3 separate regions of the Homo sapiens genome follow, and all the other regions are linked to region 2. A link is an interaction called in ENCODE POLR2A ChIA-PET data of the cell type or tissue named here. Cell type or tissue: OCI-LY7. All regions are shown on one strand.

The links. ChIA-PET counts read pairs that join two places held together with the same protein. Peaks named below come from ENCODE experiments on the same cell type or tissue, not always from the same donor. Only the 100,000 strongest peaks of a DNase experiment are listed, where the experiment ranks them.
Region 1: POLR2A ChIA-PET joins it to region 2 with 14 read pairs; 4 of 35 experiments call an interaction of 5 or more read pairs at or near these places.
Region 3: POLR2A ChIA-PET joins it to region 2 with 17 read pairs; 2 of 35 experiments call an interaction of 5 or more read pairs at or near these places.

The regions. Positions count from the first base shown.
Region 1 is chr12:110,209,126-110,217,125 of GRCh38, forward strand. It overlaps IFT81 (intraflagellar transport 81), which reads left to right. Exons shown (of 19, transcript NM_014055.4): 18 at 46-91. Among named protein-coding and RNA genes, the nearest start is that of ATP2A2, 68 kb to the right of the region's middle. In OCI-LY7, no CTCF peak of the experiment used is centred here; no DNase peak of the experiment used is centred here.
Region 2 is chr12:110,373,244-110,381,243 of GRCh38, forward strand. It overlaps ANAPC7 (anaphase promoting complex subunit 7), which reads right to left. Exons shown (of 11, transcript NM_016238.3): 9 at 4,150-4,374; 10 at 2,823-2,973; 11 at 1-1,090. The coding sequence ends at 901. Among named protein-coding and RNA genes, the nearest start is that of ANAPC7, 26 kb to the right of the region's middle. In OCI-LY7, no CTCF peak of the experiment used is centred here; DNase peaks (open chromatin) are centred at 298 and 3,098; H3K27ac peaks cover 3,396 bases.
Region 3 is chr12:110,672,931-110,680,930 of GRCh38, forward strand. The region is part of intron 3 of HVCN1 (hydrogen voltage gated channel 1); the gene reads right to left. Among named protein-coding and RNA genes, the nearest start is that of HVCN1, 12 kb to the right of the region's middle. RefSeq lists enhancers at 4,393-4,532, 4,583-4,942. In OCI-LY7, no CTCF peak of the experiment used is centred here; DNase peaks (open chromatin) are centred at 4,781 and 5,610; H3K4me3 peaks cover 1,192 bases; H3K27ac peaks cover 1,431 bases.

The sequences.
Region 1 (8,000 bases), 160 kb before region 2:
TCATTTGAAGTAAATTGAAAGTAAATCATTATGTTGACTCCCTAGGGAACAGTATACCAAAAATACTGCTGAACAAGAAAACCTTGGAAAGGTAAGAATTATTATTTATTTTTTTAAATGTGTCTAACTGATTCAGGCTTTCAGTACTGTACATGGTTTATGACTGTCATTGTTTTCAAAAGGTCATAGTACAGTTTTTGAGGGGAAATTGTTCATTCATTTTAAAGATGGAAGACTTCCTTAAGAATTTAGTTTTACAGAAATAAAGTCACGATGGATTTTTGAAAGAAAAAATTATCTATTTTTAAATCACAGAGAGTTCATGATAATGTTCTGCGTTACAGTTTTCAGATTATCCTCAGGCTGGGCGCGGTGGCTCACGCCTGTAATCCCAGCACTTTGGAAGGCCAAGGCCAGTGGATCAGTTGAGGTCAGGAACTCAAGACCAGCCTGGCCAAAATGGTGAAACCCCGTCTCTATGAAAAATACAAAAATTAGCCAGGCGTGGTGGCAGGCGCCTGTAATCCCAGCTACTCTGGAGCCTGAGGCAGGAGAATCACTTGAACCAGGGAGGCAAAGGTTGCAGTGAGCCGAGATTGCGCCATTGCACTCTAGCCTGGGTGACAGAGCGATACTCCATCTCAAAAAAAAAAAAAAAAAAAATTATTCTCAGATATCTCTTTATGAGATAGGTGTAAATTTATTCATTTACTTTATTTAATAAACACAAAGTTCTAAGCCCTAGTCTAAGCGCTTTACAAACATTGATTTATTTAATACAAACAACTGAAAAACCTTGCTTGAGATGCTCAGCTCCCTCCTGCCAGAGTTATCTGATGGCAACTGAAATAGGACTGTATAATTATTTTTCTTAGTTCTCTGAGCCACTCCTAGAAGTGGTAGAGAGTAAGTTATAGCCTTGACCATCAGGACTTAAATGACCAACTGATTAGTTAGTCTAGCTGACTTCATAAAGCAACCAATTTAACAAAGACACCAGCTTTGCATTCTTAGGAGAAAAAAAGAAAAAACGTATACTTACTAATAATTCAGAGGAAAGATGACCAGTCATCAAGTGACTTGGCTTCACTCTTAGGCTTGTGATTCTAAACAAGCCCTCTAATCACTTTAGAGTTCATTTCCTCATATTTAAACTGAAGTACGTAGATGAGAAATTTAAAAATTAAATTACCTAGATTGATTTAGATGAGTTATAAGATCATCTTCATTGATTTTAAGTCTATATTGCATAATGAAGACTAACTGTGTTTCACTATACAACATTTTTTCTGTTTCTTCAGTTTCACTATTGAAAATAATGTTTTCTGGCCAGGCAAAGTGACCCATACCTATTTGTAATCCCAGCATTTTGGGAGGCTGAGGTGGGAGGATTGTTTGAACCTGGGAGTTTGAGATCAGCCTGGGCAACATGGCAAGACCCCATCTCTACAAAAAATACAAAAATTAGCCAGGCAAGGTGGCATGCACCTGTAGTTGCAGCTACTCTGGAGGCTAAGGTGGGAGGATTGCTTCAGCCTGGGGAGGCAATGCTGCAGTGAGCCGAGATCATGCCACTGCACTCCAGCCAGCCTGGGTGACAGAGTGAAAAAAAAAAGTTTCCTACCACTATCATACCAAAATATCATGCCAAAAATAATTTAACAATAATTATGTTGTTAAACAATAACAATTGGATGTTAACATCCGATACCTAGTGTTCAAAATCTTTTTCCTTTTTTTTTCGAGACAGAGTCTCACTCTGTCACCTAGGCTGGCTGGAGTGCAGTGGCACGATCTCGGCTCACTGCAGCCTTGGCCTCCCCACGCTCAAGCGATCCTCCCACCTCAGCCTCCTGAATAGCTGGGACTACAGGAGCATGCCACCATGCCCAGCTAATTTTTGTATTTTTTTTTTTTTTGTAGAGACGGGGTTTCGCCATATTGCCCAGGCTCTTAATCTCCTGGGCTCAAGCGATCCTCCCACCTTGGCCTCCCAAAGTGTGGGATTACAGGCACGAGCCACGACACCTGGACTTCGTATTAGGCTTTCTTTTTTTTTTTTTTTTTTTTTGGCAATATATTAGGGAAGGGTCTCACTCTGTTACCCAGGCTGGAGTGCAGTGGTGCAATCTCAGCTCACTGCATCCTCTGCCTCCCAGGCTCAAGCGATCCTCCCGCCTCAGCGGACTACAGGAGTGCTACTTGGGAGGTGGAGGCAGGAGCTAGTTTTTTTGGAGAACTAGAAAGGCAAACAGTTTGACTTAGTGTTGGATTTAGTAGAGCTCTTGATCTCCTGACCTCATGATCTGCCCACCTCAGCCTCCCAAAGTGCTAGGATTACAGACATGAGCCACCTCGTCTGGCCTTAGTTAACTTTTATAATCTTAGTTTTGGTACATTATAGAGTATGTGGTTTAGCTAACTATTTTTTATCTACTGTAGAAAACATACCATATTCCTCCGACTATAGCAATAGAAATAAACCCCTGTAACTGAGATTTAATTATTCTTGTTTTTTTTTAATGATAGAAACCACGCCTGGCTAATTTTTTTGTATTTTTTGTAGAGATGGGGTTTCGCCATGTTGCCCAGGCTGGTCTCAAACTCCTGAGCCCAAGCAATCCATCCACCTTGGCCTCCCAAAGTGCTGGGATTACAGGCACAAGCCACTGCGCCCAGCCTTCTTACTAGGTTTTCTAAGTTTGTAGCATCATAGGTAGGGGTTGTTTAGCTGCAAGTTTTCTTTTAAAATACTGACTATATATGGATGTCTAATTTCATTGTTCAAATATTCTGAAACCTGTAAATGATTATATATTTATTGAAGCTTGTCCATTCTTAAAATACAAATGAAAAAATGTGGCTTCATTTCCGTCTTAATATGTATTTGTACAGTTTAGCTACTGGTATGACTCAATACATTGGTGATGGCAAAGTTATTCACTCTTATTTACATTTTCCTGGCTTGAATCATTATTAAAAACATATGTGTGTCTATCTATGCTTGTACTTGAAAGATGAATTAGCTCCTAGAAACCTATAAGTAAACTTAAGAAAACAAATGGTATAGAAAACAATGGAGTAATTGGTAAATAAAGGTGATATGTTCCTTACTTTAAAAAAAAAAAAAAAAAACTTGGCTGGGCGCAGTGGCTCACGACTATAACCCAGCACTTTGGGAGGCCAAGGCAGGCAGATCACTTGAGGTCAGGAGTTTGAGACCAGTCTGGCCAACATGGTGAAACCTCATCTCTACTAATAATACAAAAATTAGCCAGGCGTGGTGGCATGTGCCTGTGATCCTAGCTACTCGGGAGGCTGAGGCATGAGAATCACTTGAACCCAGAGGTTGCAGTGAGCCAAGGTCACGCCACTGCACTCCAGCCTGTGCGACACAGTGAAACTGTGTCTTAAAAAAAAAAAAAAGCATCCCAGGTGCAGTGGCTCATGCCTGTAATCCCAGCACTTTGGGAGGCCAAGGTGGGTGGGTCACCTGAGGTCAGGAGTTCAAGACCAGCCTGGCCAACATAGTGAAACCCCTTCTCTACTAAAAATACAAAAAACTAGCTGGCATGGTGGCAGGCACCTGTAATCCCAGCTACTCAGGAGGCTGAGGCAGGAGAATTGCTTGAACCCAGGAGGTGGAGGTTGCAGTGAGCAGAGATCACACCATTGCACTCCAGCCTGGGAAACAAGAGCAAAACTCCATCTCAAAGAAAAAAAAAAATGATCGCCTTTATTATGGAGATTTTCAAAACTATATTTTAATCAATCCATATATATCCATCATCCAACTCTAATCATTAAATTCGTGGCCAGCCTTGTTTTGTCTATAATCTCATCCAGTACCTGCCCCAAATTTTTTTTCTAAATTATTTTTAAGCACATCGCAGACTTATTATTTTATCTCATCACATTTCAGTATGTACCATAAACACTCTTTTTGAACATAACCACAATACCATTATCCTACCGAAAAGAATTTAAAATAATTACGTAACATCCAATACCCAATGTTCAAACTTCACTATGATTTATTTGTTTGAATCAGGATCCTAATAAGAGTCCATACATTGTTATTAGCTTATATATCTCTTAAGTCTCTCTTTCTCCAGGTTACTCCCCCATTACATCATTTTTTCCTTACAATTTATTTGTTGAAAAGAAAAAAAAAACGGTAATTTGTCCTAGTGGGTTTTCAACATTTTGAACTTTGCTGTTGGTAACCCTTTGGTGTCAATTAGCATGTTCTTCTGTCCCCAGTATATCTTGTGAATTGGTAGTTAGATCTAGAAGCTTGATTAAATATGTTTTGATATTTGGCAAGAATACTTCATAGATGGTGGTATGTGCTTCTATCAGGAGGCTTTCTTCTTATGATGTAGACAGCCATTGATAATCATTTCCTAGATCCTTAATTCATTAGAAGTTGCACAGTGGTAACATTCTGATTATGTCATTCATTCTTCATTTATTGACTGGAATAATTCTGTAAAGAGCAACTTCTCCTTATCTTCTGTTTACTTACCCTGAGTTACATTCATATAAGAAAGGTACAATAACTGCTTGATTCACTATTTACTGGTTTTCAAAATGATGAGTTGGTTCTTTATCATCCTTCAAAAGTAATCTTATGACTTTTAGATTGAACATATTTGATATGTTTCAATCTATTGTGATTATTAGTCCCATTCGTACTCAAATTTGGCCAGTGGAAGCCTCTTGAAGTCAGCTTTTGAATCCTTTTGAAAAAATCCTAGTAGACTTTGATGGCTTCTTTGTTTTCTGGTGTGACAAAATGTTCTAATTTCATACTGTACATTTTCTGTCTCAAACCTGAAATTAGCCATTTCTCTAAAAAGTGTTCACCTGTGATTTGTGAATAAATGACCATTATATCAAAGAAAATAAATAAAAAATAAAAGGAAGCCTTCTTGAAGCTGATTCCTCCATTTACTGGGAGAATAGTGAATTCTGTGTACCTTATTTCACTTATGGGATGACACACCATACTTAAAAGGAAAAAAAGAAATAATTTTCATATTTGAAAGCACATATTTGAATCAAATTATAAACATTCATTTGTATAATATTTTAACTAGAGATTTTTGGATTTGTAAGATTTTATATGATTGTCAAAATTGACTTTTTTTTTTTTGAGATAGAGACTCAAAATTTATCAAGTATATTTAAGCAAGTGAACCAATGACTAGCTCATTCCCCAAATGTCAGACTGTATCATTTAAGAAGCAAAGCTTCTTAATCCTCAAACTTCTAGAGTAGATCTAAATTTTCAAGGCAAACAGAACAAACCCAGCCTTTCAAAGTGATGATAGTCTAAGCCCTCTAAGCCAATATAAACTGGACATCCATAGACCTCCTCAGGCCAACTGAGTTTCCCCCCTTCTATACCACCATCTCCTCCTTTAAAGAACAATGAAATCAGTGATTAGTAATTTTTGTACATTGCAACTGTAAACAAATGTAAATGATAATAAGATTTAAAATATATACATACTAACATCAGTTGTATTCATAAAGTTAAAGGTTTCAAACACACATGGTTATGAAGCAAATTAAATTTAATATTTCTGACACAGACAGTGCCCACATCCTGTCTTTGGTTCTTTAAATAACTTTTATAGGTTGTTAGGATTTTTTGACAAGGAAATTATTCCAATGATATAAGAAAAGTTACAGGTTAAGTAGTGCCTTAATTTAAAATCGTGTGCAGAAGTCTTAAAATTCTTGGTCTGCCTTAATGGCCTTTCTAAATACTTTTTAGTTTATAAGGATAAAATATTTGTTGTAAGATACATTATTTGTAACATAAACTTAAATAGATGTATTAATATGCCAGGTATTGCATCAAAAAATTTACTGGTTATATTTATATTTTTAAAATTCTGTGTTGTTTTCTATTCCTGTTTGCTGTTAACTTTGCTTTCATTATGCATAGCTGGGTGGGCAGTATTTAATGGGTGGTTTGACTCTGGTCCTCAGCTTAGTTAATCCTCTTATTTAGGCAAGTACCAACTACCAGCATTCTCATTTGTGTCTCAGATCAACTAGTATATTGACCGTATGTTAAAAGAGGAAAGGATGAGGTTGTTCCTTTGCACTCTGCCTCTGTGTCTCTGCTTGCTTTTCTGTCCCTCTTGGTGATTTTCTCACACTCGGTGTCGGTACAGATATTTCCAACACACTGCATTTCGTTCTATGTGCACTTTCACCTTCTCTACCAAAATGTCAACTGTAGTTGTCTCTAGCACATGGGATTATGAATGAATTCCTTTCTTTTCTTTTTCTTCTCTTCTTCTTCTTCTTCTTTTTTTTTTTTTTTTTTTTTTTTTTTTTGAGACAGTCTCACTCGTCACCTGGGCTGGAGTGTAATGGCATGGTCACAGCTCACTGCAGCCTTGAGTTCCCAGGCTCAAGTGATCTTCTTGCCTCGGCCTCCTGAGTAGCTGGGACCACAGGCATGTGCCACCATACACAACTAATTAAAAAAAAATTTTTTTTTTGTAGAGACAGGGGCGTCTCACTTTGTTGCCCAGGCTGGATTCTCTCTCTCTTTTTTCCTACCGTGTCACTTATTGTCTCTGACTTTGTGTCTACTCTTGCTTTCAGTCACCCTTCCTCAATTTGCCATAATATAGAACTAAAGTATATTTTTGTAATTTATTGAAGATTCTTTTATTCCTGTTTAAAATTTTAGAGTCAATGAGTAAAACAGTTTTGGCAGGTGGACCATCTAAGATGTTAGTAACAAAAACAATTCTAAGAAGGATTTTGGCTTATTTAATAGTGTACTATTTTCGTAATCACTGGGCCTGCTCTCTGAAGTATATGTGCATACAATTTGATTTATTTGGACATAAATAGAGTATACACTGTTTCAGGATAAGATAGAATATAACATTTAATAACAAGGATATATATAATACATGATAATTTATCAAGTATTTCAATATCTATTATGTCACTTGAAAACATAATCTTACCAAGTAAATACTTTTATTTTCCCCTATTATTAGCCTTGGTTTGGTTGTTTTGTTTTGTTTTGTTTTGTTTTGTTTTTAAGAGACAGGATCTCGCTCTGTTGCCCAGGCTGGAGTGCAGTGGTGAGAGCATAGCTCACTGCAGCCTCAAATTCCTGGCTCAAGTGACCCTTCCACCTCAGCCTCCCAACTAGCTAGGACTACAGGCATGTGCCACCACCATGCCCAGATAATTTTTTAATTTTTATTTTTGTAGAGACAGAGTATCATGTTACCCAGGCAGGCCTTGAACTCCCCAGCTCAAGCAATCCTCCTGCCTTGGCCTCCCAAAGTGCTGGAATTACAGGTGTGAGTCACCGTGCCCAGCCCCCAGCCTCCTATTATTCACCTTAATTTTTTTTTTTTTCCAGAGACGGAATCTCACTCTGTTGCCCAGGCTGGAGTGCAGTGGCACAATCTTGGCTCACTCTGCCTTCCAGGTTCAAGCAATTCTCCTGCCTCAGCCTTCTGAGTAGCTGGAATTACAGGCACATGCCACCATGTCCGGCTAATTTTTGTATTTCATATTTTTGTATTTTTAGTACAGATGGGATTTCACCATGTTGGCCAGGCTGGTCTCGAACTCCTGACTTCAGGTGATCTGCCCACCTATATAGCATGAGTCCTGTTTTCCACTTGAAACTCCAAGCATACCTGACATATAACAGGTGCTTCATAATTATATCTTGAATAAATAAGTATTAGGTTTTAGTATATAGAATATACTGATCCTGTTGGTTTCTTGAGAAATTTTTATGTAAATGGAAATTCTAAAACAAAATGTGGACATTTCTCAGGCTTAGGCTAATAAATGAATTATTTTAAAGCTATATGAGCTATAACTGTACATTCTTGAGTAATATGTCATGTATATCCTCCTAGCTGGTTTTTGTTGGAGAACTAGAAAGGCAAGCAGTTTGACTTAGAGTCTCATAGTGGCACGACTGCAGCTCATTGCAA
Region 2 (8,000 bases):
GCTGAAATCTGGCCAAAGACTCTCAGGCTCCAGGGAAATTAACCTACCCAATATGCAAACAGATGAACCAGCTCAGGGTTCCTGAGCTTTCCAACCCTCCTGGCTCCCAACACCAGGGGAAGAAAGTCTATTTCTGGCAAATAATTCTGGGGCTGAATCAATGCATTGCGAATAAGACAAAAATACTAAGAGTCTATTTTGAAAAGGGCTTCCATTCTGATCACCCCAACACCATGACTGTACAAACCAGTTTTATTAGGGAACTGCCCCAGGTGCACCTCTGGTTCATGCTCTTGTCACACCTGTTTCTCAGATCAGCCCAGGCTCAGAGGCAAGTTACTAGCTAAGCAAAGAGGAAAACTGTTCTGCAAAATAGCAACTGTCAGCTTAAGGCATTACTAACATTGCAGAAGGAAGCAAGATTTACTAGGGACATCTGGATAGCCCAGGACAATGACTTCTGGGAACAGGAAGCTCCCTAGGGCCAGATCGTGCTGCCATCCAACTTGGGAGATGACATTATCGTGCTGGGATGGTGGGTAACTCCTTCAAACCAATCCATGTCACAGAACACTGTCTATTCCTTGAGCTTTTGGATTTAGAAATTAGTTATATAAAAAGTACTCTTGGCCCAGAAGCCCCAACATGTGCGTGGGTCTCGGGGCACTCCCTCAGTCCTCCCTGGCTGGAGCAGGGGAGGATGGAGATACATGGAAGGTTGGTCAGGCTCTGTTTTAGAAATGAAGTCACGACTAGGAATTGGGAGCGAGGGGGCAGAGACCCCTGCTGCAATCACATGCTGAATCATTGTCCTTCTGAGAGCAGGCTCCTACGGTTCCTTCAGTCCACGGAAGTGCTCAGAGCAGGGCAGGCCACTGCGGCCATGGAGCTGCCGCCCCCTCACTGCATGCCGAACCACTGCTCCTGGTCAGCCCACTGGGCCGCCTCACTGTCGCTGCCCTCCAGGTCCCCTTCTTCCCCACTCCCTTCCATGTCGTCCACATCCTCCTCCTGAGTGGCATCCGTGGGACTCTCCTCCTTCTCCATCTTCTGCATCCCCTCTAGAGACTTCTGGTCATTGGGGTCCAAACTAGGGGACAACAAAACAAAGGAGAGGCCTGAATCTCTGCCTTGCTCTTGCTGGCTGATTCGTCATCTCCCTGGCCCGGCAGTGAAATGACCACACAGTCCCAAAAAATGTGCTAAAGCCTGGCCTCTCCAAACAACTCAGGCTTCCAAGGCTGGGTTGAGGGAGTCCACCACCAGAAGTGCAAAAAGGAGTCTCTTCCTAATTTTTAGAGTTCTCAATTTGAGTTTTTCTCCACAAATTTCTTAAACTTTTTCATACCTATTACCCCTAGCATTCTGCTAGAGGCGGCTACCAGATAACACAAATGAAAAAGTGGCAAACAAACATTACCAGGTAAATTCAAATGGAATTCCCAGAAAGTTGGGTTTTAGAGCTACAGGGTTACAAAAAATAGGAATTTCTCTGAGTATAGGTGTCCCATGTTCTTATGATGTAATTAAACATAGCAGCATTTCAGGAGCCAACCAAAAACATCACGCTGTACCATGGAACAGACTTGTAAACACCTAGGTCAGACCCCAGGACCCAAGGCTACCCCTACCCAAGCATTCACATTTAGCAGCTGAGTGTCAGTACATACGCCACCCCCACCCCCAAAGTTCAGAGCCTCTAGAACATTCATTTATTTGCCTCCTAAGCAATCTTTCCTCTTGCCTTAGTGACCATCACCCAAGCCAGCAGGCGTCCCACGCCTAGCAAACCCCACCTCTAATGGAAGTCTGATATTTTATTTTCTCACTTGCTTCTGAGATTCTAAAAAGCAGCTAAAACCCATGTTGGCACCGTTTCTACCGATATAAATGCGGACCGATCTGTAACATCTCCTCGTCTCCTGGTTGAAGCCTTCCACATCCTGTACTCTGAAGCTCTCACCCATACCCAGGGCTCCTGCCCTCTGGACTCCCACCTTCCCTTCTACAGACTACTATGAAAGCCCTTAGCACATGGCATGGCCAGTCTGCATGTCTGAGACTGACAGCTCCCGAAACATAGCATCTCCAGTTGTCACTGAGATGCTAGGCACACAAGTGGTGCTCAACTGTGTGCTGAACAATTGAATGTGATCAGACTCTATTAAAGACAGCCCTTCACCATAACCTTACAGACACACAGACAACCCTCAAAGAAACCACTTCTGTATTAAACAGTAAGAATACCACTATTTATTTAGCATTTACTATGTACCAGGCACAGGGCTAAGAGCTTTACATGAAATAATCATTTAACCCTCATTCGATCATTTAATATCTAATAAGGTAGCTAGATATAGACAAGGAAATGTGTTAGTAACTTGCCCAAGATCACAGGTGGTGAAGGTAGTATTCAAAACTTCAGACCTCAAGTTCTTAATGACTACAGTAGATAGAAACATGGGAAAGTACTTACAATACTTTGATTTGAAAAAGAAGAATATAAAATATATACTAGGTACAGCCCTATAAAAATATGTGTGTGTGGGCAAGGACAGAAGATGAGCTATACAAATGAACACAGATGTTATAGTGGTGTGGGATGGTTATGAGTGAAACAGTTCTCTAATGTTGTTAATATATTTTAAGAAAAAATTTTTAGAAGTCATGAATTCACAAATAACTCTTCTACCATTACTATTATTATTCTGCTTTCAACCATGGACACAAAGTGTGTGTGTGTTTCCATAACTCCTGTGACACAGCTCACTGCCTCCTCTACCCTCCTCAGTGGCCTTCCCCCAAGGGAGGCTAGTGCCTACCTTAGTGCTATACTATACTGGTCCATTGCCTCCTGATACTCATTGACAGCTACAAGGAAATCTCCTAGGATCCGATGCAGGACACAGTCACTCTGATTAGCCAGTGCGTTCCTCAGCAAAGCAATTCCATCTTCATATTTCTGTTCTCTGCCTGGGGGAATAAAAAAGACCCTCACTTAAGTCATGTACAAAAAAACCACAACTACCATTCTGACCATCTCTTTGCAGACATCCTCAAGAGAACACTGGTGCAACACAAAGCGAGGGCAAGCACACCTGAAGCCCTATTCAGTTAAGAAATTTTCCATCCTGGCTAACACAGTGAAACCCCGTCTCTACTAAAAATACAAAAAATTAGCCGGGCTTGGTGGCAGGTGCCTGTAGTCCCAGCTACTCGGGAGGCTGAGGCAGGTGAATGGCCTGAACCCAGGAGGCGGAGCTTGCAGTGAGCCGTGATTGTGCCACTACACTCCAGTCTGGGCAACAGAGCGAGACTCCATCTCAAAAAAAAAAAAAAAAAAGAAATTTGCAGTTTGAATTATAATGTTTTAAATGGGCTCTTAACTTTAAAAAGCCAAACTGCTTTGCCAACTAGCCCAAATTCAATGAACCAAATTATGAGTTTATCATAAATCAGGACTGAAAAAAAAAAAAAAGGGCCAAACGGGAAGTCATAAAATCATCCAGATAGCTCCACTCAAAATGGCTAAAATCAGTTAGTTATATTCAGCTCCAACTAATTCAGGACAACTCAAACCAGATAACAGTGAGCCGAGGCTGGGCACGGTGGCTCACACCTATAATCCCACCACTTTGGGAGGCCGAGGCGGGTGGATCACAAGGTCAGGATTTCGAAACCGGCCTGGCCAATATGGTGAAACCCCATCTCTACTATAAAAAAAAATAATAAAAAATAAAAAAATTAGCTGGGCATGGTGGTGCACGCCTGTAGTCCCAGCTACTCAGGAGGCTGAGGCAGAAGAATTGCTTGAACCCGGGAGGCGGAGGTTGCAGTGAGCTGAGATCGCACCACTGCACTCCAGCCTGGGTGACAGAGCAAGATGCCGTCTCAAAAAAAAAAAAAAAAAAAAAATTAGTGAGCCGAATAGATACCAACCAATTATAGGTGGTTGGAACCAAGCCAAGCAGATCTAAGCCAGCTACGTTTGGTTGGGCTAAATATAAACCAATCCAAGCAGGCTCAGACCTGCTGCAAAAGGCACACACCTGTCTAGTCATCTGTAACTAGCTGGGACAAGGGGCTCCAACTGAGGTCAGGTTTTATAAAAATTAATGATGAACAGGACAGAAAATAAGACACACTTACTAAGTAGTTCTGCTTTTTTCACCACAGCCTTAATGTAATCTGGCCTTTGGGTCAGGGCTTTATCTAATAATGTTTTGGCTTTCTCCTGTGTCACTGGGTCTTCAAGACAAACGGTGGCTAAAAGGGTAAGGGTCTGTGCATTTGCTCCCAGAGTTTTGTAAACGTTGTTAGCCATTACCATTGCTTCTCGAATACTGTTGGAGGCTAAGTAACATTCGATAAGACCTGAAAAAAGTAAAACACGTGAAGACATTCAATGCCATTACCATTCCAACCCATGCTTCCACTCTGACAGCTCTCCAAATTGCTAACCTTCAAAGTTTCAGACAAAGGGCAGGCCACGGGAAACTGATGGTGAGATTAGACTGGCAAGAGTGTTGATGGAATAGCTAAGAAGTGCTCTTCCCCAGAGAACTTGATGGATGTAGAAAAAGACTGCCTTCAAAGGCACCTTCAGTTTAGGGAAGGAAACAAGCACATGTAAGGAACCTGCAGCATGTGAGCACCCCATCTGACCACTGGAAGAATAAATGCGACACTAATGATTAGTCTGTCATATGGCCAAGAGATCAAAGTAGTGAGAGATGATGTTCCCAACAAAACCCAAGGTTTTGCTGCCTCTTAACAAGCAGTTATTCTCCAGCTGCATTCGGTCACCTGTAGGGCTAGGTTTAAGATGGAAGACTCCTAGGGTCTTTATTTTATTATTTATTTTTTTTGCGACAGAGTTTCACTCTCGTTGCCCAGGCTGGAGCGCAATGGCGCCATCTCGGCTCACTGCAATCTCCGCCTCCCGGGTTCAAGCGATTCTCCTCCCTCAGCCTCCCGAGTAGCTGGGATTACAAGCATGCACCACCACACCCGGCTAGTTTTGTATTTTTAGTAGAGACGGGGTTTCTCCATGTTGGTCAGGCTGCTCTCGAACTCCTGACCTCAGGTGATCCGCCCAGCTCAGCCTCCCAAAGTATTAGGATTACAGGCGTAAGCCACCGTGCCTGGCCTGGCTCCTAGAGTCTTAAAGTGAATTTACAGTTTGACAAATAAAGGACTTATTGTCAAGCAACTTAGGGAGAAAGACTCTTTTATTTGAAACGTAACAGCTGTCTCAAAAGGCACTTGCTGAGGGCTTCCCTAAACGAGATGAACAGTACTTACCACATGCACCAAACAGACTGCAACTGGCAGCCCTTGCCTCTTTCCACACCCACAGCGAGACGCCCTATGAGGAGGCCACCTTGAGAAGAGTCAACTCTCAACTCTTCATGCCAGTAAGTTGAGGAGAACAGAGGAATAACTTTTTGGCACAAAGTGCTCATCAAAACAAAAAAACAGCTTAAAACCCCAAACCCACACAATCCTTGGCAGATTTTCTCTGCATACTCCTCCACCCTAGCAGCATTTATAACATTCATGCACACCCTTCCACACACTATGGTTACTTAACCAGAAATTACCTAACTCTAACTATTTTTTTTTTTTTTTTTGAAATGGAGTCTTGCTCTGTCACCCAGGCTGGAGGGCAGTGGTGACATCTCGGCTCACTGCAACCCATGTCTCCTGGGTTCAAGCAATTCTCCTGCCTCAGCCTCCCAAGTAGCTGGGACTACAGGCGTGCACCACCATGCCTGGCTAAATTTGTTTCTATTTTTAGTAGAGATGGTAGTTCACCATGTTGGCTAGGCTGGTCTCGAACTCCTGACGTCAGGTGTTCCACCCGCCTCAGCCTCCCAAAGTGCTAGGACTACAGGCATGAGCCACCATACCCAGCCAATTACCTAACTCTTAAGGGCAACATGTTGGATTCCACATACAGTTGTTTGCAATTACTTACTGAATAGTTTTACTTCCCTGCTAAAGCCCTACTGGAACTTCAGAAAAAAACAGAATGCACTTGCCTAACCTAAATCTCTACCAGCAAAAGAAGGAAGCTCCAACTGGAAACTGTAAGAAATATCAAAGGGTGTAGTCAGAGTTGCCCTGACCTAAATCTCCAAATGGCAGCTTAAGAAGCCTCACTGGCCAACTGGGAAACATCCGCTGTCCAAATATTATAGGACGGACTATTCAACCGCATCCCTGAGCTCTGGTGAAATAGGCATGCAGTATAATGGAATTAACATGATTAACAGCAGCTGGGAAGACAGGGAAGTTACAGTTTCAGGATCAAGAAGTTAATCTGAAATCAATGGTTGGTTTGCTAGAGCTTCTTTCAGAACAAAGACAATACTCTTTCCCCCTCAACAAATCCAGAGGCATAGCTCTCTGGCTATATAAGCAGATTTGTTCTCTTTCCCAACATCCAAATTTTATTTCTCAAATTTGAACTCATCTTCCTGTTAAGAGCAAATCACTCCTAGACTCCTAGGTTTATTTTTAAATGCTTATAAAAATATGTTTTGGAGGAACTGCATCTTGTAAGATCTATTTTAATGTCTGTGACTGAGTCACCAAACGTTGCTGAAACTGGCACAGCTCCTTTGAACTCCCAGGGTCAATTCACATGAACTTAAAATATTACATAACAAAACAAAGTTGGACCCTGATTGTGCCCACTCTGGAGGTCACAATGAACAGACCCATTCCCACAGCCAACACTATCATATGGATGTGGAGTTATCCCACGAGTACTAACTCTGGCCCAAGGTAAGATGGCCACGAAAAAGAATAGGCCTAACAGGCCATGTACAGTGGTTCACGTCTGTAATCCCAGCACTTTAGGAGGCTGAATTGGGCAGATCACTTAAGCCCAGGAGTTCGGGACCAGCCTGGCTAACATGGCGAAACCCCATCTCTACTAAAAATACAAAAATGAGCTGGGTGTGGTGGTGTATGCCTGTAATCCCAGCTACTCAGGAGGCTGAAGCAGGAGAATCACTTAAACCCGGCAAGTGGAGGTTGCAGTGAGCTGAGATTGCACCACTGCACTCCAGCCTGGGTGACAGAGTGAGACTCTATCTCAAATAAAAATAAAAAAAATAGGCCGGTTGTGGTGGCTCATGCCTGTAATCCCAGAACTTTGGGAGGCCAAGGCAGGCAGCTCACGAGGTCAGGAGTTCGAGACCAGCCTGGCCAACATGGTGAAACTCCATCTCACTAAAAAATACAAAAATTAGCTGGGTGTGGTGGTGGGCGCCTATAATCCCAGCTACTTGGGAGGCTGAGGCAGGAGAATGGTTTGAACCCGGAAGGTGGAGGTTGCAATGAGCCAAGATCATGCCACTGCACTCCAGCCTGGGTGACAGGGCGAGACTCTGTCTCAAAAAAAAAAAAAAAAAACAGGACCCGGGCACGGTGGCTCACGCCTGTAATCCTAGCACTTTGGGAGGCCGAGGCGGGCGGATCACGAGGTCAGAAGATTGAGACCATCCTGGCTAGCACGGTGAAACACTGTCTCTACTAAAAATACAAAAAATTAGCCAGGTGTAATCCTAGCTACTGGGGAGGCTGAGGCAGGAGAATGGCATTAACCCGGGAGGTGGAGCCTGCAGTGAGCCGAGATCATGCCACTGCACTCCAGCCTGGGCAACAAAGCGAGACTCTGTCTCAAAAAAAAGAGGAGTAAGAGAAAAAAAATAGGCAAACTAAGTGATCTTGCATGGTGTCTGACACAGAGAGATTCATATTAATGAGTACGCCACACTGGATGGGGGCGAGCGGTGGGAGGACAAAAAAAAAAAACCCCATCCCAACTATACCCTCACCAAAAACCAGAAAAAAAATCAGAAAAAATGGATTATGAAAGTATGGGGTGACAAATCCAGTGAAAGCCCTAAATAAATGTAAAATGCCTAATGCAGTGGTTCCCAAACCTGTCTGCACATTGGTAACCCCTGGGGACCTCCAAAAATATC
Region 3 (8,000 bases), 300 kb after region 2:
GTGCGTCTTTATCAGCAGTGTGAAAACTAATACAGTAAATTGGTACCAGTAGAGTGGGACATTGCTGAAAAGATACCTGAAAATGTGGAACCAACTTTGGAACTGGGTATCAGGCAGAGTCTGGAATAGTTTGGAGGGCTCAGAAGAAGACAGGGAAGTGTGGGAAAGCGTGGAACTTCCTAGAACTTGTTGAATGACTTTGCCCAGAATGCTGATAGTGATCTGGACAATAAGGTCCAGGCTGAGGTGGTCTCAGATGGAGATGAGGAACTTTTTGGCAACTGGAGTAAAGGTGACTTTTGGCATGTTTTAGCAAAGAGCTGGCAGCATTTTGCCCCTGCCATAGAGATTTGTGGAGCTTTGAACTTGAGAAAGATGATTTAGGGTATCTGGCAGAAGAAATTTCTAAGCAGCAAAGCATTCAATGCCTGCTGTTAAAGGCATTCAGTTGTATAAGGGAAGTAAGGCATAAAAGTTTGGAAAATTTGCAGCCTGATGATGTGATAGAAAAGAAAAACCCATTTTCTGGGGAGAAATTCAAGCCAGCTACAGAAATTTCCATAAATAGCAAGGAGCCTAATGTTAATCCCCAAGACCTTGGGAAAATGTCTCCAGGCCATGTCAGAGACCTTCACAGCAGCCCCTCCCATCACAGACCCAGAGGCCCAGGAGGAAAAAGTGGTTTCATGGGCCTAGGGACTTGGTGCCCTGTGTCCAGCTGCTCCAGCTGTGGCTGAAAGGGGCCAACATACAGCTCAGGCTGTGGCTTCAGAGGGTGGAAGCCCCAAGCTTTGGCAGCTTCCACGTGGTGTTGAGCCTGCAGGTGCACAGAAGTCAAGAATTGAGGTTTGGGAACCTCTGCCTAGATTTCAGATGTTTGGAAATGCCTGAATGCCCAGCCAAAAGTTTGCTTCAGGGGTGGGGCCCTCATGGAGAACCTCTGCTAGGGCAGTGCAGAAGGGAAATGTGGGGTGGGAGCACCCACACTGAGTCCCTTCTGGGGTATCACCTAGTAGAGCTGTGAGAAGAGGGCCACAGTCCTCCAGACCCCAGAATGGTAGATCCACCAATAGCTTGCACCATATACCTGGAAAAGCCACAGACACTTAATGTCAGCTCATGAAAGCAGCCAGGAGGTGGGTTATACCCTGCAAAGCCACAGGGGCGGGGCTGCCCAAGACTATGGGAACCTACCTCTTGCATCAGCCTGACCTGGATGTGAGACATGGAGTCAAAGGAGATCATTTTGAAGCCTTAGAATTTGACTGCCCCACTGGATTTCAGACTTGCAGGGACCCTGTAACTATTTTGTTTTGGTTAATTTCTCCCATTAGGAACAGCTGTATTTACCCAATACCTGTAACCCCCCTGCATGTAGGGAAGTAACTAGCTTGTTTTGATTTTTACAGGCTCATAGGCAAAAGGGACTTGGTTTGTCTCAGATGAGACTTTGGACTGTGGACTTTTGGGCTAATGATGAAGTAAGACTTTGGGGGACTGTTGGGAAGGCATGATTGGTTTTAAAATGTGAGGATATGAGATTTGGAGGGGTCAGGGGCAGAATGATGTAGTTTGGCTGTGTCTCCACCCAAATCTTAACTTGAATTATATCTTCCAGAATTCCCATGTGTTGTGGGAGGGACCCAGGGGGAGGTAATTGAATCATGGGGGCCAATCTTTCTCATGCTATTCTCATGATAGCAAATAAGTCTCACAAGATCTGATGGGTTTATCGGGGTTTCTGCTTTTGCTTCTCTCTCATCACCTCTTGCTGCCACCATGTAAGTGCTTTTCGTCTCCTGCCATGATTCTGAGGCCTCGCCAGCCATATGGAACTATAAGTCCAATTAAACCTCTTTTTCTTCCCTGTCTCAGGTATGTCTTTATCAGCAGCATGAAAACAAATACAAGGTTTATCCCTAAGAAATTGCCATTTTTGGACTGAGATCCAGCCTGCAGGGAGTTAAGTGGTGAATGAAGTATTTAGTGGAGGTGGGAAGAGAAGGAACCAATATATTCATAACTGGAATCCCTGAATAAGAAAATGAGATTAATAGACTAGAACAAAGATATAATTCAAGAAAACTTTTCTGATATAAAAGAGGACTTAAAAGTGCCATCTTTGTAGATAAAAACTAGAAGAAATTGATAATTTCATATGATTCAACCTAATATATACCTGTTTGCTGTTTTAATTTATTATGCTATACATATGTTCATGTAGCGTTGTTAAAAAACAAACATAAAGCTGGGTGCGGTGGCTCATACCTGTAATCCCAGCGCTTTGGGAGGCCAAGGCTGGTGGATCACCTGAGGTCAGGAGTTCAAGACCAGCCTCACCAACGTGGGGAAACCCCGTCTCTACTAAAAATACAAAAATTAGCCAGGCGTGGTGGCGCATGCCTGTAGTCCCAACTACTTGGGAGGCTGAGGCAGGGGAATTGCTTGAACCTGGGAGGCGGAGGTTGCAGTGAGCCAAGATCGTGCCACTGCACTCCGACCTGGGTGACAGGGCAAGACTCCATCTCAAAAGAAACAGAAAACCAAAAATAAAATAAAATCATAAGTAAGTGATAAAGCCAGCACAGGAACTCAAGTCCGCTAGCTTTGTTCTTTTCTCTGCCAATACAGAGAAAAAAATGGCAGAAAAGTAGATTTTTTTTTCAGCAACAAAAATGACATTTTAGAGATGGGACTGGGAGTGGTGGCTCATGCCTGTAATCCCAGCACTTTGAGAGGCTGAGGTGGGTGGATTGCTTGAGCCCAGGAGTTCAAGACCAGCCTGGCCAACATGGTGAAACTCTATCTCTACTAAAAATACAAAAATTAGCTGGGGGTGGTGGTGGTGCATGCCTATAATCCCAGCTACTTGGGAGGCTGAGGCATGAGAATCACTTGAACCTAGGAGGCAGAGGTTGCAGTGAGCCGAGATAATGCCATTGCACTCCAGCCAGGACAACAGAACAAGATTCTGTCTCAATAATAATAATAATAAAATAAATAAATAAGAGATGGGATCAAGGTTCTGAGATGCAGTCTTACCTCCCTTAGCAGAGGAGCAAACTGAAGACTGCAACATGGTAACCACCACCTGTCAGTGGACAGTCCACAGACTTGCAGCTGGGTGTGCTGCTTCCTGGTCCAGGGTCTTAACACCACCCAGGCAGGGCCAGAGCGGCTGTCCCCAGTCCTAGCTTCACTCATCCTCCCCTATAGCCCTGTCCAGCATTAAGCCTGGTGCATTTCAGCAACTAAATGACCCCTGATCTGCCACCTACTTCCCCCACCCTCTGCCACTGCCCTGGCCAACCCCCTGCCTCACTTGGAGGCTGTCGCAGCTCCTCTCTGCTCTCTCCTTCCCTGCTGCATTCTCCATCAGCTGCAGGAGAGCATCCCTCCAAGCATGACTACATCACTCCCTGTGCAGAAAAGGGCCAGCCCAGCGGTCCCGAGGCTGCCTTCCTCAGACAGGCCTGCCTGGCCTCCACTGGCATCTGGGAATTTGGACTTCTGGAAAATTCCCGCCATTCCCTGATAAGAGCAGCTCATTGTGCCTAGACTGCTTGTGGAAACAGCATGGTTTATGCTGAACTCCTACTTTCATTTGGAGAGTATGGAATTTTTCTAAGTGCCAGGCAGAGGGTACCTCTGTGCCCAGCTCCAATGAAAACTCTGGGCATTGGGTCTCTAAGGAACTGCTCTGCTTGCAAACACTTCACACATCTTGTCACAACTCCCTGCTGGAGGAAATAAGTGTGACCCCAAGGACCTCTGCCCCCAACCCAGGAGAGGGCTCTGGAAGCTTGTGCCAGGTTTTTTCTGAACTTCACCCCACGTGCCTTTTCCCTTTACTGATTTTAATTTCAATCCTTTTGTGGCAATTAATCTGAGCCAGGAGCACATCTGCATGCGAGTCCCACAGGTCCTCCTAGTGAGTCACTGACACTGGGCATAGGGTCTCGGGAACCCTGACACACTCCCTTATTTAAAACTTTTGGCTGGGTGCAGTCACTCACACCTGTAATCCCAGCACTTTGGGAGGCTGAGGGGGATCACTGAGTTCAGGAGTTCAAGACCAGCCTGGGCAACAGAGTGAGACTCCGTCTCTACAAAAAAATCTAAAAATTAACCAGGTGTAGTGGTGCTCGCCTCTAGTCCCAGTTACTTGGGAGACTGAGAGAGGCGGATCGCTTGAGCCCAGAATGTTGAGGCTGCAGTAAGCTGTGATCGTGTCACTGCACTCCAGCCTGGGTGATACAGCAAGACCTTGTCTGTTAAAAAAAAAAAAGACATCAATGCCTCCCAGAAGCCCACTCCTGTTTTGCACGCTCTATCTAGCCTCTGTCTGCCCATCTTCTCACCTTCCCTCTCACCTCTGTCCCCACTCTGGCCACATTGAGCCTTTCATACTTGGCTGGTTTCTCCAACCACAGGACCTTTGCACACGTGACTTCTTTTGCGTAGAATGTGCAACCCCCTTTCACCCTGTCCTCTATCTTCTTCTTCATCTCAGCTCTCAGGAGCTGGCCAGGCCTTCCCCATCACACTCTCATGTGGCCCAGCTGTTCACAGCATGACCTCTGTGCCTGGCAGACCACAGGCTCCTGCTAAACATACCTCCTGGATGGTGGAAGGTGGAATGAAACCCCTGAGCAAATCTCTTCTCTGTGGGGAGGCAAGAGGACTCCAAGCAGCAGGCTCAGCTGCCCCCAGCACTTCTCCCTTCCTGCCCCAGGGGATCCGTGTTCTGAGGAAGGCCTATTTTTAAAATCAGGGAAGTCTTTAAATAAGTGTAGAAACTTTTCCTTCTCTAGGGTGGGGAGGAAGTCTGAGGTTCATGAAAACAACCACCGTGACAGCTGATCAGCTCTGGCAGGAGGAGCTGCTTACAGGCTGAGGGGCTTAACTGGCAGCCCAGGTTCCCCTAAAGCCATGCTCCCCAACTGTCTCCTTTTCTATAGGGTTAGGAACCCTCCTGCCTGATAGATGAGCCGGTCAGCCTGGTGAGATGATGGCAGGGCTGCATACAGACTATATGGGACATATTTACAGGAGTAGGAACTGTAATCATTCCAACTATCCCCAGAATACCTGCTATTTAATATTTTCTGAGCTCTGTGCAAAGACCTTCATTAACATACTGTAACAAGCCCATGAGGCGGGGACTGCAATGTCTCTGTTTATGGATGAGGAAACTGAGAACAGAGAGGCCAGTGACTTGCCCCAGGTCACACAGCCAGCGAGAAGCAAGGCTAGGATTCCAACCCAGGCTGCCAAGCCCAGCTCCCCCTCCTCCTGCGGGACCCCTCATGAACACTGCCCAGCCCTGCACCCTCCTCACAGCTGGGGAAGCCCCATGCTGGGAAGGGAGTTTGGAGCGGTGTTTCTCAATAAGAAATCACATTTCATACCCTGCATCTCAGTACACACTGACTTGTGTACACACATTCCATAACTAGCACTGAAGTTACTATGTGAGGCGCTCTTATTTTCCATTTCATTCTATTTCTTTTTTTTTTTTTTTTTTTTTTTTTTTTTGAGACAGGGTCTCACTCTGCCACCTAGGCTGGAGGGCAGTGGCATGATTAGGACTCACTGCAGCCTCAACGTCCTGGGCTCAAGAGATCCTCCCACCTCAGCCCAGGAAGTAGCTGAGACTACAGGTATGCACCACCACGCCTGGCTAATTTTTTGTATTTTTAATAGAGATGGGGTTTCTCCATGTTACTCAGGCTGGTCTCAAACTCCTGACCTCAAGTGATCCGCCTGCCTTGGCCTCCCAAAGTGCTGGGATTACAGGTGTGAGCCACTGCACCTAGCCCTATTTCATTTCTTAAAAGGTCGACTGTAGCCCACTCAATGGATTTCAGGACTCACCAATGCGTTGAGTTTAAAGACACAGTTTTGGGGGGACACGCTTTGCCTATTTCCCTGGGAATGACTGAGAGGGGAGTCTGGTCCAAGCCTGTGACTTCAGTCATGTCAACCAGGAGCAGGGGCTGTGCTATTTGTTTTACAAAAGTGTAGAAAGAAAAAAGAAAAAGTTACCCAGGTAGAAATGAAGAGCTGCCACCTGTGTGACTAGGTCACCTGAGCCAACATCTACTGATGCTTTGGCCATGGAAACCACAGGACACAGAGCTCAGCTATCCCTCTTTCCTCCTTCTGTAGAGGGAGGGGCTGCCTAGGCCAGGCTGCATGTTGGAATCACCTGGCAGCTTTAAGGCACCCCAAAACCTGAGTCCTGGGCTCAGAGCTTCCAATTCAACCCATCTGGGTGTGGTCTGGGTGCTGCGGTGGTGGATGTGCAGCCGAGGTGGGTAAGGAACCCCAGTTGCACCAAGGGCCTCTGCATGCCTCATGCGAAATAAGCCCAGGAGCTGCAGGGATTTCCACACACACCTGGCTCTTAAGTTCCCCAGAGGTGGCTGCTGAGTGCAGTCACCTGTGCCAAGGAACAAGGTCAGCTGAGGGCTGAAAAGCCAGTTCATCCTCATGACAGAGCCAGCAGCTCCCATGTCTTAAATGCAGGCTCGAGCCAGGCACCCGGCTAAGTGTTTTCCGCACGCAATCTTGTTTAACCCTCACCTCAACTCTGTGAGGTAGTGTGATCGTTCCCATTTTACAAAAGAGGAAAACTGGGCCGGGCGCGGTGGCTCACGCCTGTAATCCCAGCACTTTGGGAGGCCGAGGCGGGTGGATCATGAGGTCAGGAGATCGAGACCATCCTGGCTAACAAGGTGAAACCCCATCTCTACTAAAAATACAAAAAATTAGCTGGGCGCGGTGGCGGGCGCCTGTAGTCCCAGCTACTCGGGAGGCTGAGGCAGGAGAATGGCGTGAACCCGGGAAGCGGAGCTTGCAGTGAGCCGAGATTGCGCCACTGCAGTCCGCAGTCCGGCCTGGGCGACAGAGCGAGACTCCGTCTCAAAAAAAAAAAAAAAAGAGGAAAACTGAAGCTTTGGGAGGTGGCAGGGGGCAGAGAGGGGCTCTGAGGAGGGCCGATGAGGCTATCTCAGCAGAACTGCAAGCCAGGTCTGCACCATGGCTACAAAACCCCACCAGTTTCTCTCCTAACACAGCTGTTTTCCTCTCAGAAACGAGGAGAGCTGACACTCAAAAAGCTCTAAAAGCAATCTCATTAAGACAACTTTTTTCCAAAACACAATTAATTCCATAAGGGCAGATCATGAAAAGGAACATGTTCTTCAAACCAGTAAGAGGCTTATTTGCCACAAGCGGTCCTGGCTCTTTCCCCAGCCCCCCAGCAATGTCCTCCTGACAACACCCTCTCAGGCTAGCTTCTGTGTGATGACAAACAGGCTCCAGGCTCCAGGTTCCAGGCCCTGGGAGTTCCCCAAGGTGTGTCCCTGGTTGTGCATTGCAATCCCTACTTCCCTTGCTGTCTCTGTGCCCTGGTATGGGCTTCTGACAAGGTCCTCAGCCACCAACTCATTCCTTCAACCCCCAGCCTCATTTGGAACCCCCAGACTCAAATGCATACCCCCAGCTTGACCTGCTGCCATTTACCCCATGAACAGACCTATAGCCTTGATCTATTTATTACTATTGTGAAAAAAGGAACAAAAGAAAGGGAAATAAATTCATAACAATCCCTGCACACCAAACTTATGTATCATCTACCCATCTACCTCTTTCTCTCCCACCTGTCTTTATCTTTTACAATTATAATCAAAGACAGTGGGCCAGGTGCGGTGGCTCATGCCTGTAATTCTAGCACTTTGGGAGGCTGAGGCAGGTGGATCACTTGAGGCCAGGAGTTCGAGACCAGCCTGGCCAATATGGAGAAACCCTGTCTCTACCAAAACTACAAAACAAAACAAAAAAAACTAGCTGGAGATGGTGGCGCACACCTGTAATTCCAGTTACTAGGGTGGCTGAGGCCCAAGAACCATTTGAACCCAGGAGACGGAGGTTGAAGTGAGCCGAGATTGCACCACTGCACTCTAGCCTGGAAGACAGAACCAGGCCCTGTCTCA